Linked DNA regions of Homo sapiens: region 1 is linked to region 2. A link is an interaction called in ENCODE POLR2A ChIA-PET data of the cell type or tissue named here. Cell type or tissue: OCI-LY7. All regions are shown on one strand. Links, peaks and the distances in the headings refer to the core of each region. The heading gives the core; the rest is flanking DNA.

The links. Peaks named below come from ENCODE experiments on the same cell type or tissue, not always from the same donor. Only the 100,000 strongest peaks of a DNase experiment are listed, where the experiment ranks them.
Region 1: POLR2A ChIA-PET joins it to region 2 with 5 read pairs; 1 of 35 experiments calls an interaction of 5 or more read pairs at or near these places.

Annotation. Positions count from the first base shown.
Region 1 is chr5:158,563,143-158,568,520 of GRCh38, reverse strand. No RefSeq gene overlaps it. Among named protein-coding and RNA genes, the nearest start is that of LINC02227, 160 kb to the right of the region's middle. In OCI-LY7, for the core only: no CTCF peak of the experiment used is centred there; DNase peaks (open chromatin) are centred at 3,270 and 4,520.
Region 2 is chr5:157,828,675-157,834,052 of GRCh38, reverse strand. The region is part of intron 1 of CLINT1 (clathrin interactor 1); the gene reads left to right. Among named protein-coding and RNA genes, the nearest start is that of CLINT1, 28 kb to the left of the region's middle. In OCI-LY7, for the core only: CTCF peaks have their summits at 4,630 and 4,832; DNase peaks (open chromatin) are centred at 3,182, 4,012 and 4,840; H3K4me3 peaks cover 3,283 bases; H3K27ac peaks cover 5,000 bases.

The DNA.
Region 1 (5,378 bases), core at 314-5,313, 730 kb before region 2:
AAAATGTACTCTCAGAGTTCAGAAGGGGAAGACATCCCTCCTAGGTGGCAGGAAGATGCATTTGTAGGAGTTGGCATTATAGCTGGTCCTTGGGAGATGAGAGTGACTTGGAGACAAGGTGAAGGAAAGGTTTCTAAGGAGAGAGGATAGTGGAAACAAAGGCATGAACCAAGAAAACCTGGGGGTGATCATCAAGAACAGTGCCTCGCTTTGTTTTGCTGGAGCCCAGGTTCAGGAGGAGGAGCAGTGGGAGGCAAAGCTTTCATTTCTCCCTGTATTGGTTCTCTTCCTAAATATTTCAGATGAACAGAAGCCACAGTTTAGAGAAAGAGGTGTTTAACCAGGTAACTGGTCCTGAGCAACTAGTCTCATATTTTCCTTGTGCTGTGACATATTGTAATTCCCAATTTGGAGAATGCATCAGTCAGGACAGGCTCAGTCATATTGTAGTAATAAACAACCCACACATTTCAGTGGCTTGAAAATGTTAACAAAGGTTGGCTGGGCGCAGTGGCTCACACCTATAATCCTAACACTTAGGGAGGCTGAGGTGGGTGGATCACAAGGTCAGGAGATCGAGACCATCCTGGCTAACACGGTGAAACCTCATCTCTACTAAAAATACAAAAAATTAGCCAGACGTGGTGGTGGGCACCTGTAGTCCCAGCTACTCTGGAGGCTGAGGCAGGAGAATGGCATGAACCCGGGAGGCGGAGCTTGCAGTGAGCCGAGATGGCACCACTGCACTCCAGCCTGGGCGACAGAGTGAGACTATCTCAAAAAAAAAAAAGAAAGAAAGAAAGAAAGAAAGAAAGAAAGAAAGAAAGAAAGAAAGAAAGAAAGAAAGAAAGAAAGAAAGAAAGAAAGAAAATGTTAACAAAGGTTTTATTCTCATTCATGCTATGTGACCACTGCAGATCCTCTGGGGACCCTCCTCTACTCCAAGCTGTCCTCGGCCAGAGATTCAGGCTGAAGAAGCCCTTATGGCCTGGAGCTTTGCCTGTTTCCCTGGGAGGTGGAAAGAACAGGAGCAAATCATACATTGGCTCTTAATGTATTAAATCTTAATACATTTGCCCAAAGGGGACCCAGGTCACCTCCACTCACATCTCATTGGCTAATGCAAATCTTATGATCACATCCAACTTCAAGGAGCCAGGAAAGATGCAGTCTTACTGTGTACCGAACAGAAAACATGCTAGAAATATTTGATGAATGGCACTTGTGAAGACTACGGAGAATCTGAAGGTAATTTTTTCCAAGATATCCAAACAACTGCCTCAGTCTGTGTATACTATGACTGGATGAGTAGTTTTTTGCAGTTTCATATTTTGGTGCTTTGGCAATTTAAGTTGATTATGGAATTTATTTACATATTTCATTGAGAGTTTTTAGAGAAATTTACTTTAAAAACTTCTTACCATTATAAAAATTCACCTGGGTGCTGTATGCATTCTCATGCTTCCCACTCTCCTTTATTTTTTGCCACTCTGCACTGATGTCTATTGTTTGAACTACAGCATCAAGTATTACTTATGCATTACCCTAAGATTTTCTCTAGTTCAGGGATGCATCACCACTTTCTCCACCTTTGGCATGACAGACATTACTAATCAATCACAGTCCTTTTTTTCTCACTGATCCCAATTTGAACCCTTCTCATTAGAGTGTTCCAGCTAGCCACTGCCACTTGATCAGAGTTTTAAAATGAGATAAAACCAATTTATCATCTTATAGCAGAAAAGAAATGCTGTTTAAAACCCAGACTGCTTCCTAAAAAGTCAGTAACATATTAATAGGAAGGCCTTTATTCTTTCACATATTGATTGATTTATGTATTCCTTCCTTGAGTTAACAAGTATTTATTGAGCACCTACTATGTGTCCAGATACTGTTCTGGGCACTGGGAATGCTGATGGGCTTGGCAAGCATGGCCCCTTCCCCCATGGAACTCATATTCTGATACTGGTAAGCATGTCAATGAGTCTGTGTATGCAAGTTTGGGAGCAAGAGACAGAAGTGAACTGTACTGCAAGATAGAGGAAAGAAAATTCATATGGGAGAAACCTGATTTGGAAAGTCCAGAGGAGGAGCTGAGAGCCTGAACACTCCATAGGGAAATCCAAGAGAAAAAGAAATAGTTCCAGCATTTCCATCCTCATTCACCCTAAAGGTCAAATAAATTGATCAATACTTACTTATACATTTGCTAAGGTTTGATTGTTTATCTTTCATTGAGGTCACTATTTTTATAGATTCAGTCATTCATTCATTCGTTTGTTTCTTTATTTAGTGAATTATTTTCTGAGCACTTACTAGGTGTCAGATAATAGACAGTTCCACAGGAGTTTAAATACAAATCAGAAGAAATTCTACCTTAAAGGAGTTCCCATGTTGAAATTTAGGGGGCTGAGCAGGAACAGCAGGGCAACTGAGGAGCAAATAATTACTTGGTAGAGCAGGAATGGAGGTGATGGTGCCACAGAGGAAGGAGTGATCACTTTTGGTTGCACAGAAAAGGCTCTGCAGAGGGTGGAGGAAAGTGAGGGGAATCTTCTGTGAGGAAGAGAAGGCCAAGGGTATTTTAAGCAGAGGGAAGGGTATAGTAGAACACAGAATGGCAGACTGGAGTGAATCTGGAGAGTTCGACAGGGATCAGTAGCTTTGGAATGTTGAGGCAAGACATGAGGTAGGGAAGATCTGTAGACTTAAGCCAGGGGAATCAATGAAGTTCCTAGGATGAGGTGAGCAGTAGGAGTAGGAAGAACATTTAGGGGCTCAAGATTCTCCTCAAACCACTGAGATCACAGCCCCCAGATGCCACCTATTTCATCCGCACATAGAAATGCCCTGATACTAATTGTGCATTTGCCTTCCTTGCTCTGCTCTTGAACTTGAGCCCTCCCCATGCTCTACAGCCCTTTGTGTGAAATGCAACAGAACATGACCGTTGCAAGAGTGTGTATACCCATTCAAAAAAGAATCATAACTGCTTGAAGGGTAATCTCTCAGCTGGTGGTATGAAAAGCTTCATCTTTAAACCTGAGCCAACAGACCACAGCACTGGAACACTTGTGTCCTTAAGACTATTTTCGGCTGGAAGTCCAGAGTTGCAAGCATGTAGAACTTCACCTTTTGATCACAGTGAGGAGTTGGGCTTGACTCTGAACAGTGCTATCTTCAAGTCTTTTAAAGAGTCATCATGCAGTGGATGCTGAAGGCTGTATTTGTACACTTCTCTTTGTTTGCAAGTACAGAGAACCCCCTTGAACTAACTCAGGCCACAATGGGAGTTTATTGTAGGGATGCTGTTTGTAGCATGTGCCTATTTCACTTCCTTTTCTCTTTGGGGATTGACTTTTCTTGTTTGTAGTTTCATGTATGTGATGAAGCAATACAGCATGCTCTCTACACCCTTTTCTCTTCCTTGGCATGCAGAAAGACTTAATTTCCTTGCTCCTCTTACAGTTATGTTTGAGCTATCTAATTTAATTCTGGTCAATATAATGTATATGAAAGTGACATACGGCGTGACCCTGAAAAACATCCTCTGTGACCCTCTCTTCCCTTGCTGTGACAAGCTGGTGGTCATGTGTTCATGTGGCATTCCTACAAGCACGAATGTGAAATACACTTTTACAGTGTTAAGCCACTGATATTTGAAGCTTGTGCTACTTGTCACAATAGACAAGCCCCAAATCTCAGGAAAACTCGGTCTTTTGCAGCTAGTAGAATTTCATTTCCTTTACTCAGGAGACCAGACCCACTGAGACCTTGATCTCATTTCTACTTTCCTAGAGGAGGGACTCTGATTGGTCTTCCATTAACTGAAGCCAGAGCAGAGGTCAAATGGCCAAAACATCGTTTCTCCCACAGGAAGCATGTGAATCAAGGGGGTGGGAGAATCAGTTCTTAGAAAATGGAGGATAGAGTCTACATAGGGTGGGCCTGACAAACAACTGGATAGATATTTCTGCATAGAATCTTCCCAATATACTTCCAGGGAGGAGTGGGAGAGAGACCTACACTGAGCATCTTTCTCAAGGCCCAAGGCCCTGCTCGGCCAAGGCTGGCCTCTGCAGCTTTCCGGTTGGCCTGAGATGCAAGCTGAGTTCAGAAGGACCACTCCTTTCAGAAGGTCTTTCACCCCATCCCAGGATCTCTGTCATGGTTGCCAAGGAGGCTTCCACCATGAAGTTCCAAACTAGGACTCAGACCATGAAGCTGCAAGTCATTTTTCATAAGCCACTGAGCAGCTGTTAGATTGTTAAGGAATTTGACTCAGTACCACCCAGGAGCAAGATTTTGTGGACAAAAAATGAAAAGCCTCCAAGCTTATGACATAGCTGGTCACGCCCTCTGGTCCTGTTAAAGAAGATTCATCTTCTGAGGGAGAACAAAGCCTTGCCGCCAAGTATCCTGGGCCACTGGGGCAGATGCAGCTCCTCTAGGTCTCCCCACTGCTGTTTCCCTAAAGACCTCCTGCCTGTGGGGCTGTGGGGTGTTCTGTAAAGGCAAATAAGTGTTTCTGGCACACCCTCCATTGACAGCTGTCTACAGAGGCAGACAGGTCTGATTTGCATATGGTGCATTTACATGTGGAAGAATCCTCCAAACCTTTTAAGTCCTCTGGATGTAAATGCCAGCCACAGGGAGCGTGAGGGGAGTCAGTGGTAGCTCAACATAAATATGGATATTTTTTACAAGAGGGTGGAGGAGCTGGCTGGCAAGACTAGCGAAGTTCTTTGATAAATCTACGGACATTCCAGGAAGAGCAGGGTGGAACAGTTTGGAACATGGAGCCTTGTTTAAGGGAGCGAATAGAACCTTCTCTTGAAGGACAAAGACCAGACGATCATACAACACAGGTCATCTGCTGGAAACCTGTGGGGACTGAATGGTTGACAATGACCTTGTTATTTCTATTTCCAAAATATATCTTTTTTTTTTTTTTTTTTTTGAGATGGAGTTTCACTCTTGTCACCTAGGCTGGAGTACAATGGCATGATCTCGGCTCACTGCAACCTCCACCTCCCAGGTTCAAGCGATTCTCCTGCCTCAGCTTCCTGAGTAGCTGGGATTACAGGAACCCACCACGACATCCGACTAATTTTTGTATTTTTAGTAGAGGCGGAGTTTCACCATGTTGGCCAGGCTGGTCTTGAACTCCTGACCTCAAGTGATCCACCTGCCTCGGCCTCCCAAAGTGCTGGAATTATAGGCCCAAAATATACCTTCAATGCATCTAGTCTCCATGTCTATTGCCAACCCTTTTGGCCCTCCTGGGCTACTGCAAACAGCTCCTGACTGTCTCCCTATTTTCACTCTTGCCCACTTCCAGTCCACTCTCATGAGCAGCCCAGGTAATCTGCTTAAAA
Region 2 (5,378 bases), core at 180-5,179:
GAGCTCTTTAAGAGAGCAAGATTATTTTGTGTCCCCAGGTGTATGGAATCCAGAGGGGGAGACGGGTAAATAAACAAACATGCCTGTTACAATACACTGTTTTTGTTTTTTGAGGCAGGGTCTCACTCTGTCACCCAGGCTGAAGTGCAGTGGCACGATCACGGCCCACTGCAGCCTTGACCTCCTTGTGTTCAAGTGATCCTCCCACCTCAGCCTCCTGAGTAGCTGGGACTGCAGGTGCACACCACCTTGCCTGGATAATTTTTGTATTTTTTTGTAAAGATGAGGATTCACCATGTTGCCCAGGCTGGTTCAGAACTCCTGAGGCTCAAGTGATCCACCTCAGCCTCCCAAAGTGCTGGGATTGCAGGTGTGAGCTGCCACACCGGTCTGATACACTGGTTTTAGTTGTAATTCTAGGTAGTAGAAAGCAAAGGGTGCTATGAAGAGCGTGTACACAGACTCCCAACTGTTTTGGGAGTTAAGGAAGGTTTCTTGGAGGAAGTGGCATTCAAGCTATAAGACCTGATGATCAGGTGGAGTTAGCTGGAGAGCAGGGACAGAGAGAATAGCCTGTGCAAAAGGCCTATTCTTCAGGAGAGAATGACACATGAATGGGACTGAAGAAGTAAACTGGTATCTCATATGAAGGACCTTTTATATCTTGTTAAGGATTTTGAACTTCCTCCTTTTTTTTTTTTTGAGACAGAGTTTCTCTCTGTCACCCAGGCTGAAGTGCATTGGCATGATCTCGGCTCATGGCAGCCTCCACCTACCAGGTTCAAGCTATTCTCCTGCCTCAGCTTCCCAGATAGCTGGGATTACAGTCATGTGCCACCACGCCGGGCTAATTTTTGTATTTTTAGTAGAGACAGGGTTTCACCGTGTTGGCCAGGCTGGTCTCGATTTCCTGACCTCAAGTGATCTGCCTGCCTTGGCCTGCCCCAGTGCCGGAATTACAGGAGTGAGCCACCGCGCCTGGCCTGGACTTCTGCTTAAAGGCAATAAGGAAGCCTTTACTAGATTTAAAATAGGAGCTCAGTTTCAATTAGTAAGGATTTGTATTTCATCAAGAGCTCTCTTTGGCCCTAGTCTGGTAGAAGATGAGTCGAAGTAGAGAGACTAGTTACAAAGCTGTTCCCAATAATCCAGGTGAAAAATAGTGGTGACCCTAGATTAAGGTAGTATTGGTGTGGGTAGGGAGAAGTGGACAGTCATATTTGAGAGGTACCTAGGGAATAGAATTGCAAAGACCTGGGAGTAGATTGGATATTCAGTGGGAGGAAGGGAGAGAAGTAATCTCTCAAGTGTTGCTCAAGCCATAACCTTGGATGGTACTGTCCACTGATACAGTAGGAGGAAAATGTTTGAGGGAAAGTAGTGATGAATTTGTGGTGCACTAACATGGCCAACACTAAATATTAGAAAGATTAATGTGGTCATGTAGAAGATGAATGAAAAGAAGATACCTCAGAAGTGGAGAGATAGTTAAATGGCTTTTGTAGGAATCTCAGCTAGAAGTGTCAGTATTCTTAAGTGCAGAACTAACAGGTGTGGGAAAGTAATGGGAAGTAGACACCAAACAAATAGTTCCCCAAAGATGGTATCAAATATCCCAGTGACAGCTTGCAGCCTGCTCAGCTTTATGATATGCCCCTGAGATCATTTTTCAGGACAAAAAGTAGTGAAACTACCTTTATTTACTTCTCAAATTTACCTTTATTTACTTCTCAAATATACATAGAAAGTAATATTGTAAAAAGCAGCTCTGGCTGGGCGCTGTGGCTCAAGCCTATAATCCCAGCACTTTGGGAGGCTGAGGGGGGCAGATGACTTGAGGTCAAGAGTTCAAGACCATCCTGGCCAACATGGCAAAACCGCATTTCTACTAAAAATACAAAAATTCGCGTGGCAGCACGTGCCTGTAACCCCAGCTACTCTGGAGGCTGAGGTACAAGAGTCGCTTGAATTTGGGAGGTGGAGACTGCAGCGAGCCGAGATCCTACCACTGCACTCCAGCTTGGGGGACAGTGCGAGACTCTGTCTTAAAAAACAGTGGCCTGGCGCACTGGCTCACGCTTGTAATCCCAGCACTTTGGGAGGCCGAGGTGGGCGGGGGTGGATCATGAGGTCAGGAGATCAAGACCATCCCGGCCAACGTGGTGCAACCCCGTCTCTACTACAAATACAAAAATTAGCTGGACATGGTGGTGTACGCCTGTAGTCCCAGCTACTCAGGAGAGTAAGATGGGAATCGCTTGAACCTGGGAGGTGGAGGTTGCAGTGAGCCAAGATTGTGCCACTGCACTCCAGCCTGGCGACAGAGCAAGACTGTCTTAAAAAAAAAAAAAAAAAAAAAGGATATTTTCACTCTTGGGACTTGATAAAGCTAGTTTATTTTTATTATCTCCTATATCCTATACATATTTAATTGGCCCCTATGAACAATGTTACCTCTTTATGAGGGGACCCAAAGAAGTAGCTGCTGGTGTGAGAGTGAGAGATCATCCATCTTTTTTATTGTGCTTTTTGTTGTTTCTTTGTCCTGCTATGTGTTATAAGTAAGGCCGGGCACGGTGGCTCATGCCTGTAATCCCAGCACTTAGGGAGGCCAAGGCCAGATCCCTGAGGTCAAGAGTTTGAGACCAGCCTAGCCAACATGGTGAAACCTTGTCTTTACTGAAAATACAAAAAAAATTAGCTGGGCAGGGTGGCATGCGCCTGTAGTCCCAGCTACTCGCAGAGGCTGAGGCAGGAGAATTGCTTGAACCTGGGAGGCGGAGGTTGCGGTGAGCCAAGATCCTGCCACTGCACTCCAGCCTGGGCAACAGAGGGAGACTCCATCTCAAAAAAAAAAAAAAAGTAAAACACGAAGAAAAAAGAAAGCTGTTTAACATAAGGTTATTAAATGAGGGTTATTAAGAAATTAAAACTAAAAGCTAAAAACAAGTGAGAATTTTGAAAGGATTACAATAAAGTTTAAACTTTTTTTTGTTTGTTTGTTTTTTTGAGACAGGGTCTTGTTCTGTCATCTAGTCTGGAGTGTAGTGGCACTATCATGTCTCACTGCAGCCTCAACCTCCCAGGCCCAAGCAGTCTTTCCACCTCAGCCCCACCCTCCACCCTCACCTCCAGTAGCTGGGACTACAGGTGTGTCCTACCACGCCTGGCTAATTTTTAGAAATCTTTTGTAGAGATGGAGGTCTCACTCTGTTGCCCAGGCTTAAATGTGTTTCTATATATATATATATATATAGAGAGAGAGAGAGAGAGAGAGAGAGAGAGAGAGAGAGAGGGAGAGAGAGGGAGGGGCAGGGAGAGTGGGAGGGGGAGTGTGTGTGTAGAGACAAGGTCTCTCTATATTGCCCAGGCTGGTCTTGAACACCTGGGCTCAAGCAGTCGCCCCACCTTGGCCTCCCAAAGTGCTGGGATTACAGCCGTGAACCATCTTGCCAGCCCTTAGGTATTTTGTTTAAACCCAACAAAAACCCATGTTTTTGAAGTACAGTATTTTTAAAAAGCAGTGTGAAGCATTTACTCTTACGAAAAGAATAAAGCAGATGATGTTGAAAATAAGCAAGGTAGGAAACTAAGATTAACAGTAAAAAACGAGTTTTAAAAAATGAGATTTAAGGCAAAATAAGAGGCCGAAAGCTACCTAACAAGAATATTAAAACTTAAAAATAAAAGACTAAAGGAAAACCTATTCATTAGGTAAAAAATAAGAAATAACAGATACCAAAAACAAGAATGGCAAGATGAAAGTATAAACTAAAAATATTTTTGGAAGTTTGAAGAAAAGGACGACTGGTTGCAGTGGATGATGCCTGTAATCCCAGCACTTTGGAAGGCAGAGGTGGGTGGATCACTTGAGCCCAGGAGTTCGAGACCAGCCTAGGCAACATGGCGAAACCCCATCTCTACAAAAAATATAAAAACTAACTGGCGTGGTGGCATGCATCTGTAGTCCCAGCTACTTGGAAGGCTGATGTGAGAGGATCGCTTGAGCCTGGGAGGTCAAGACTGTAGTCAGGCATCATCGCACCACTGCACTCCAGCCTGAGTGACAGAGCAAGACCCTGTCTCTAAAGAAAGAAGAAAAGGGCAATTTTTTAGAATAGCATATACCAAAATGAGTTTCTTGGGATACTAACAAGATGTTCCAGGAAAAGGATAAGTTGTCACAAAAGTTTTAGAAATGTTTAATATTGGCGGGGCACAGTGGCTCACGCCTGTAGTCCCAGCACTTTGGGAGGGCTGAGGTGGGCAGATCGCTTGAGTCCAGGAGTTTGAGACCAGCCTAGGCAACATGACGAAACCCTGTCTTTACTAAAAATACAAAAAAAAAAAAAAAAAAAAAAAATAGCTGGGTGTGGTGGCGTGCACCTATAGTCCCAGGTACCTGGGAGGCTGAGGTGGCAGAATCTCCTGAGCCCAGGGAGGTTGAGGCTGCAGTGAGCTGAAAAATCACACCACTGCACTCCAGCCTGGGCAATTGGAACGAGACTGTCTCAAAAAAAAGTGCATTATCTCTCTTGGAGACTCACAATGCACCATTAAAATAATAGTCTCTGAGAAGTGTTACATGAATAAAGTTGCCCTTGTTTAAACATTTTTCAGACCTTCCCTGGAACCCTTTTTTGACATAGCACCTATTATATCTTCCAGGCAAAGTATTTTTCACAAAACATCATTTAGACTACTGTTTTAAAAAAATTAAAAATGAAAATCTTGGAAGTTTTAAAGAAACATAATAAGAGAAATCAGCTGGAAATAGAAATAGTTTGAGTTGGGGCTGTCATTCCCAGTCTTTCCTGTTGAGGGCACAGTGTTCCACAGCTAGCCTAGGGGCAGAGAGCAACTTGACACCCTTACCTTCTGGCCCTTCCTCCACCCAAAGCTGTCTTTTTAGTGTTTTTTGTTGTTGTTGTTGTTGCTGTTGTTGTTGTTTGAGGCAGAGTCTCGCTTCCATGCCCAGGCTGGAGTGCAATGGTGTGATCTCCACTCACTGCAACCTCCGCTTCCCGGGTTCAACCAATTCTCTTGCCTCAGCCTCCTGAGTAGCTGGGACTACAAGAGCACACCACCATGCTCAGCTAATTTTTTTTTTTTTTTTTTTTTTTTTAAGTAGAGACAGAGTTTCACCATATTGGCCAGGCTGGTCTCGAACTCCTGATCTCAAGTGATCTGCCTGCCTCGGCCTCTCAAAGTGCTGGGATTACAGGTGTGAGCCACCGTGCCCGGCCCTTTTTAGTTTTTATCTATGCAGGTGGTGCACTGATAGAATACAGACTGCTGAGTCAGGGGAGTTAGGGGTGATCCCCAGCAAAATTAAATCAGCCCAGGGATACTTCTTTAGCAATTTGAGAGAAGTTTTA